2 separate regions of the Homo sapiens genome follow, and region 2 is linked to region 1. A link is a contact called in ENCODE Hi-C or POLR2A ChIA-PET data. All regions are on one chromosome and are shown on one strand. The core of a region is the stretch at or near the end of the contact, and the rest is flanking DNA. Distances in the headings are between cores, read along the strand shown.

What was found. A loop is a pair of places that touch in the nucleus more often than their neighbours do. ChIA-PET counts read pairs that join two places held with the same protein, here RNA polymerase II (POLR2A). Pooled maps may share reads with other maps.
Region 2: a loop to region 1 is called in a map of endothelial cell of umbilical vein, with 3 times the contacts of the local background. The contact joins two enhancer-like sites. A Hi-C loop is called at or near these places in 9 of 168 maps with a recorded cell type or tissue (GM12878, K562, OCI-LY7 and 6 more), 23 of 37 single-sample maps with no recorded cell type and 13 of 50 pooled maps. POLR2A ChIA-PET finds 5 or more read pairs at or near these places in 7 of 52 experiments (GM12878, H1, HepG2 and 4 more).

Annotation. Positions count from the first base shown.
Region 1 is chr1:67,722,045-67,725,414 of GRCh38, reverse strand. All of the region lies in intron 2 of GNG12 (G protein subunit gamma 12), which reads left to right. Among named protein-coding and RNA genes, the nearest start is that of GADD45A, 39 kb to the right of the region's middle. Within about 2 kb of position 1,599, at least 5 of the 41 ENCODE cell types and tissues checked have a DNase peak (open chromatin) inside an H3K27ac peak, as active enhancers do; they include mammary epithelial cell, where a contact is called at or near this core.
Region 2 is chr1:67,758,732-67,762,101 of GRCh38, reverse strand. The region is part of intron 2 of GNG12 (G protein subunit gamma 12); the gene reads left to right. The region is part of intron 1 of LOC105378781 (a long non-coding RNA gene); the gene reads right to left. Among named protein-coding and RNA genes, the nearest start is that of GNG12-AS1, 72 kb to the left of the region's middle. Within about 2 kb of position 1,806, at least 21 of the 41 ENCODE cell types and tissues checked have a DNase peak (open chromatin) inside an H3K27ac peak, as active enhancers do; they include mammary epithelial cell, where a contact is called at or near this core.

The DNA.
Region 1 (3,370 bases), core at 350-2,849:
GACCTTTTTCAAAGTACAGACATGTTTGACAGACATGTTTCCTCAAATCCAGACATGTTTAAAAGGTGGTGAGGGCATGTTTCCTTGCTAGCGTGTTATGGGAGAAGGTGAGATGAGGGAAGAAAGAAAAATTAAGTATCCTATTTTGCATTTTTTGGCATGTCAAAGTTAGGAGTATCTGCACCACAGTGTTGGGCCTTTCCTTTTTCATGCGTACCTCCAAGGAATGATGCTTCCTGGCAAGTAAAAATTGGATGTCTGTGACCCAGAGCCTGAGCATTGTGTGAAATGGGCAGAGGGCCCAGATTGTGGCTTTTTTAATCCTGTCCATGCTCCCTCAAAAGGCAGCTGCTTCCTTTGTGCTGTGGACATTGGACATACTTGTTAGATCATGATCTAAAGAAGGAAATTGTAGATAATAATTAACGTGTCTTCCATTCTTTCATGACAAATAATGATAAAAATAACTGATAATGTTAATTATCATATAATATGTTATGACATGTTTAGGACTATAGACTTTTAATTTTTTTAATTTTCAAACATATATAAAAGTAGAATGAACCTCATGCAGTTTAATTGTTGAAGTGACCTGGCTGCAGCAGTTAACAACTAACTCATAGCCAGTCTTTCTTCATCCATATCCCCACCCACTCTGTACTCTTATAGTTTCTATCACTGTAGATGCATTTTGCCTGTTCCTGAACTTTATATGAATAGAATTGGGCCAGGCGCGGTGGCTGACACCTGTAATCCCAGCACTTTGGGAGGCCAAGGTGTGTGGATCTCCTGAGGTCAGGAGTTCGAGGCCAGCCTGGTGAACATGGTGAAACCCCATCTCTACTAAAAATACAAAAATTAGCCGGGCTTGGAAGCACATGCCCATAGTCCCAGCTACTCAGGAGGCTGAGGCAGGAGAATCACTTGAACCTGGGAAGCGGAGGTTGCAGTGAGCCAAGATCACGCCACTGCACTCCAGCCTGGCGACAGAGTGAGATTTCGTCTCGAATGAACGAATGGAATTGACAGTGCATGCTCTTCTATAACTGGCTTTTTTGTTCAATATAATATCTGAGAGATTCACCTGTATTGTATGAGCAGTTCATTCCTTCCTGCTTTTCCACCACTGTATCCTCCAGTTCTGGTTTATCAGCTCCTCTTTTGACCAATTTCTGAGCGCAGTCCTGAGCTCATCCCCTTCTGCCCTCTCAGTTACCCTCTTTGCACATCTTCACTCTCCCTAGTTTCTCAACTCTCCTCCTCTGTTTCTGGAAATGCTCCAGTGCCAACCATCTCTGAAACAACCCTCCTGCCCCTGAAAGTTTCGATACAATTCCTTGTCTTGACTACACTGCCAAATTTTTCTAAATATTCCTCTGTAGTCACTGCCTGGTCCCTGAATTAATAGTTCTGTGTTCAGCCCCTTATCATTTGACCTCCATTCCCTTCAAGCTGTGGAAACTACTCAGCAGTCCCCAGTAACTCCCAGTCATCTGTGAGCTGTTCTTGCCCTCTACTTCCTTTTACCCCGTAAAGTGACTAATAACTCCTCCCCCTGGTTTTGTGAATAACAATTACTAGGTGTTTTTCTTTTCTTAATCATAAAAGTATCATATGTGGTTAAAGAGCATAGAATCAGGAGCCAGGCTGCCAGGATTAGAGTGCTGACTCCTCCATTAACCTTCTTTCTGACCTTGGCCGTGTTCTAAGTGGCTGCCTCCCTCAGTTCCCTTAATTCTAAACTAGGAAGAACAATGGGAATAACCTCATAGCATTGTTTTGAAAATTAAGTTAATATCTGTAAAGCCCTTAGAACAATGCTTGGCAAGTGTAAGTGGTATATAAATATTAACTCTTAATTCCAAAAAATGAAAAACTCACAACTACCAGAGTACATAGAAAACAACACTAAAAATCCCCTAAAATTCATACAACCTGGCAATAGCTACATCTTGAAGTACATTCTTCTGTTTTCTTGGTATAATATGTTTTTAACTAAACGTATTTATACAGCATTAACTTACCCTTCCTCCCTAACACTCCCTCTGTTTCCCTACCTTTTGTGAGGATGTTGCCCTGTCCAGGGTGGCTTCCCTCAGCCTGTCTCTGCTCCTTTGAAACTGCCCTACTATCCCCATCCAAGTGAGAAAGGCTCAAAGCCATCCTCTGCACTTTTCTTCATGCACCCCTTGGAAATCAACAGCCATTTCTGGGCTGTCACTCCCATTCAGCCCCAAGAATGGAGTCTTATTCATTCTTACATTTTCACAGCTCTCACATCCAGCTTTTAAAAAATTTTTTGCATTGTAATTGCTTCCATCTGTTTGAAATCTCATGCACTAACTCCTAATAATAATGATGTTTGATAGATAGATGAACACTGGGTGGTTTCTATGTGCTGCCTCTTTATTATTTAATCATTACAGTCCTGTGAGATAGGCACTCTTGTTATCCTGTTTTACAGATAGAGAATCTGAGGGCTCAGGGAGAGTGATTTGTTCAATATTATACAACATTAAGTGGCAGAATCCCAATTGAACCCAGTTTCATCTGACCCCAAGCCCTGACCATGTTGCCTGCTCCTGAACCTTGTATGGAAATAGTCTACTTTGTCTTTCACTGTCTCCCATTTCTGTTCCACCCTGCATAGGAGGTTGCTCAATCATTTTCCCCACAGTGTTCCCTTATGCCTGCTTTTTCTGCTCAGAAACCTTTGGTGGCTCCCATTCCACATGAGAAAGTTAACTTTAATCTGCTGTCTACCACTCCCCTCAGTAACTGTTTTGAAATTCTCCCCACCCCCACCTGTCAAGTTCCTACCCTTCAAGGATTGACTCATTTAAGACCTCTCTCCTCCATCTGTCTTCTGGCTACTCAAGTCCTCACTGACCATCCTTTCTCTAAGCACCTACTGCTTGCCTTTGGCATGTTTTACTGACCCACTTACATTCCTTATTTATGTGCAGGACTCAGTCCATCGTGCTGGAGTTGTAAGCCCTTTAACCACCAGCCCAGTCGCCCACATTCATTGTTTGTTGGTGAAGCCCAGCCCCAGCTGGCGACTGCAAATGTCAGCGAGCTGTACACACTCTTCTCTGTCCTTTCTCAGCCTTTTTCTCTCCTGAATCCATTTCTCCTGCCCCTTCAAGAAGCTGACACAACTCAACACAGAGGAATGGCTCCCTAGGAATTTAATTTCTCTTCTCCTAAAATGGATGCAGCACCATGTGCCAGTTGCCTCATTTTCAACCCTCCCATCAGGTGTTTGGGCTTTTCGGTTTCTTTTTTTTTAAGTGCATTCTAAGGAAGTGGGTGAGCTCCTATTTGCTTAGCAATATTAGAAAGCATGCCCTCTTCTTAATGTGGGTCA
Region 2 (3,370 bases), core at 557-3,056, 36 kb before region 1:
GCTAGCAGAGCATTCTAGGCTAAACATTGCAGCATATCTAATGTATGTTCTCACCAAGACCCACTGGAGTATCATTCTGGAGGCCCTGAACAAAGAGGCCAGAGTCTTACAAGACCTGGGAAGCTCTAGGTCCCACTGGGTCTGCTTTCCTGGGTGTGGGAGAGAGTGGTCTGACTGCAGGTGGCAGGAGTTGCTTTCTTTGGTCCTGGAGTGGAGCCGTGATTAAACTCAATGTCCCCATTTCCCATTTGCAGGATCACTGAGAGAGTTTTCCTGATTGCCCCTGCCTCTCTCCCTGCACCCTCCCTCACCCGACAGAAAGCGGATGGTGTGCACATACCCTCAGGGAGGGTAAGGGACTAAGGGTTAACGGGAATACCTCGTTGGAGAGTTTGCCGATCTCGGATATACCCTGCTGAACTGTTGGAAATGTGTTTTATTTATTTGGAATCATAAAACCAAAGAGCCAAGTCGACCTGCACTTGACCTTGCAGGCTTTGTAGATACTTCTAGGGACCCAGAATTACCCCAAAGCAATGTTGTTATTGAACAAGATGCCCCCTGTTTCCCTAGACAGTAACTCATCATTGAACCATTTGCCTGGACCCATTATCCATTCCCTTCATGAGAGCCTGAGGACACCAATACATAAGGTTTAAATCCACCATTCAACAAAATCAGACAGAACAGAGATTCAGGATGCTACAGCTGAGTGAGGTTGGAAGCCTCTCTGTTTATCTTGGAAATCTTTTAAACTATTTTAGAGCATGATTTTTCACTCAGTTATTATTTGTATCTTAAAGCTGTCTCATAGGTTGTGAAGAAGATTGCCTGAACTGAGAAATTCAGGGCGTGGCACAGAGTAAGCATTCAATAACTTCCAGCTGTTATTCATAAATATTGACCAGCACAGTGTATAGAGAGGGAACACTAGACTCTTGGTCAGGAAAACCGACCAAGGTCTAATCCCAGCTTTACCCCAGAATCCTAGAAGTGAAGGGAAACTGATCTGGAAAGAGGTCTTAGAAATCTTCCAGTATCTAGCACAACTTTATTTCAGAAACTTAGACCTAGAAAGGCATAGGAGCCCTGTTTGTTACCCACAACTTAAATGTTCTCCTGCACATTTTCAAAGCAAGAATAATAATCGCACCCCCATTATAGGATTGTTTCAAGTCAAGGATGAAGCGAGTTGGTGTACATGAAACTCTTGAAGCAGAGTCCTTAATACATATTAGCTGGTATTGTTATTGTGGATTCTCTGTTTATCTTCCCCTCCTATTTGACTGCAAGGATCGAGACGTGTCCTCCTTGCTTACTGTCATGTCCCCGGCATCTGGCACAGTGCCTTACTCAGGAGGTGCCCAGTCAATGTTTGTTGAATAACTGAAGAAAGTATCTTGCTGAGGATCAAATTTAGGCCAAGTCTGAATCAGAATACGAGTTCTAACACTAAGGTTCAGTATTTCCACACAGTTCTACATTAGCTTTGACTTTAGGCAAGTCGCTTCATTTCTCTGTGCCTTGGTTTCTTTGCCTTGAACACGATCCATCAGGTTTTTCCTGGTCATGAGCAACGTGTGTCTTAAAGCTAAAGACACACATCACCCGTCCATCAGCCTTTTCGGGCAACCCATGTTTGTGCTCCACTGGCCACTAGGTGTCGTGGTTGGTCAAATATCAGAGAAAGCAAAAAATAAATAAAAATAAAAATAAATTGAACTGATTGACCTACCAACCTACCAAATGATGGGAGTGAGCTTATACAGTTATTGGAAGCTAGTTACCTCTGGATGAGTTGGCTGAGTTGCCTTGGAAACTCAGGGAGTTGCCCAGGATTTGCATGCGTGGACTTTGAAGCAAAGCATAGATTAGAGCCCACAGCTGTACTCACACCAGCTAGCACCTTGGACTCACTGGAACGTCACAGGGCCTTGGTTTCAGTAATGTAATGCATGTAACATGCTCAGCACTTCGCCACAGTGAAGGAAGAGCACTACAAAGTTAGTGGTTATGAGGGCTACTTCTGGTATTTGATACTGTAAAATGCTGCTTTTCTGTTCCTTGCCACGCCAACTGCTAAAGCTTTGAAGGCTTTCTGCCTTGCTCCCTGCTTTACAAAGCCAAATTTTTAAATAGCCCCTTAAACAGTAGAGTGGACAGGGTATCAGTATCAGGTTAAAAGGGCAGCCTAGAATATTTGGAGGGACACCAGAACTCCTTGGAATGTCACTGTGGAGCTTAGTCAACACAAAGCAGAGTGTTTTATACATGACTGGGACCCAGAGTGGAGGGAAGTGAGTGAGCATTGTTGAAAAATGGCCTTCACTGAAATTGCTCAAGTAAGGGTTTTCTTTGTTACATGGACTGTCATTTAGATCTAGGTGCCTTCTTTTTAAAATAATTTGGGGAAGCTTCTAGGAATAACAATGACTAGTATTTATTGCACACTTACTATGTATAAGGTATTATACAAAACATCATACTTGCATGATTTCATTTAACTCTCACAGCAACTCTTTGAGGTACATATAGTTCTTATGTCCATTTTGTAGATGAGGAAATTGAGGTGCACCAAGATTATAATAATTACAGCCAACAGATATTCGCAGGTCACACAGGGAATGGGTGAAAGAGTCCGAACACAAACCCAGGCCTACCTGATTCCAGAATTCGTTTTCTTAATGGCTACACTGTATTGTCTCCCACAGTACTTTGGATGCAGTTAGGCACTTGACCAGTGTTTACTGAGGTGAATAGTTCTCAGACTATAGTTAGCCAACACAGAGAAGACTGCCTACGCAGGAACCATAGAGATCTTGACACTCCTCCCACCCAAAGCCACATGCCCTCTGGCCTCCATTAGTACTGTGGGATGTATATGCTGTTCCATGTGCTGGATTTCACCCCTAACTTCTTAAAACATTTTTTATTGTTGTATAATAGTTGTGCATATTTGGGGGATACATGTGGTATTTTGATCATGTATACAATGTATAATGATCAAATCAGGGTAATTGGGCTGTCCATCACCTCAGACATTTATCTTTTGTTTGTGTTGGGAACATTGCACATTTTTTTAGCTGTTTTGAAATATACAATAAATTGTTGTTGACTCTAATTTTTCTACTGTACTGTCAGATACTAAAACTTATTCTTTCTCCCTAACTGTATTTTGGGACCCCTTAACCAACTTTTCATCCCCCCCTTCCCTTCCCAGCCTCTGGTAACCACCATTCTAGTCTCTACCTCCATGAGGTCTACTTTTTTAGCTCCCATACATCACTCCTAACTTTTTGTTGGTAATAAGGTATTCCTCCATTGGAGCAATCAGGAAAAGGCAAATGTTTTTAAGACACGCTTCCACAGG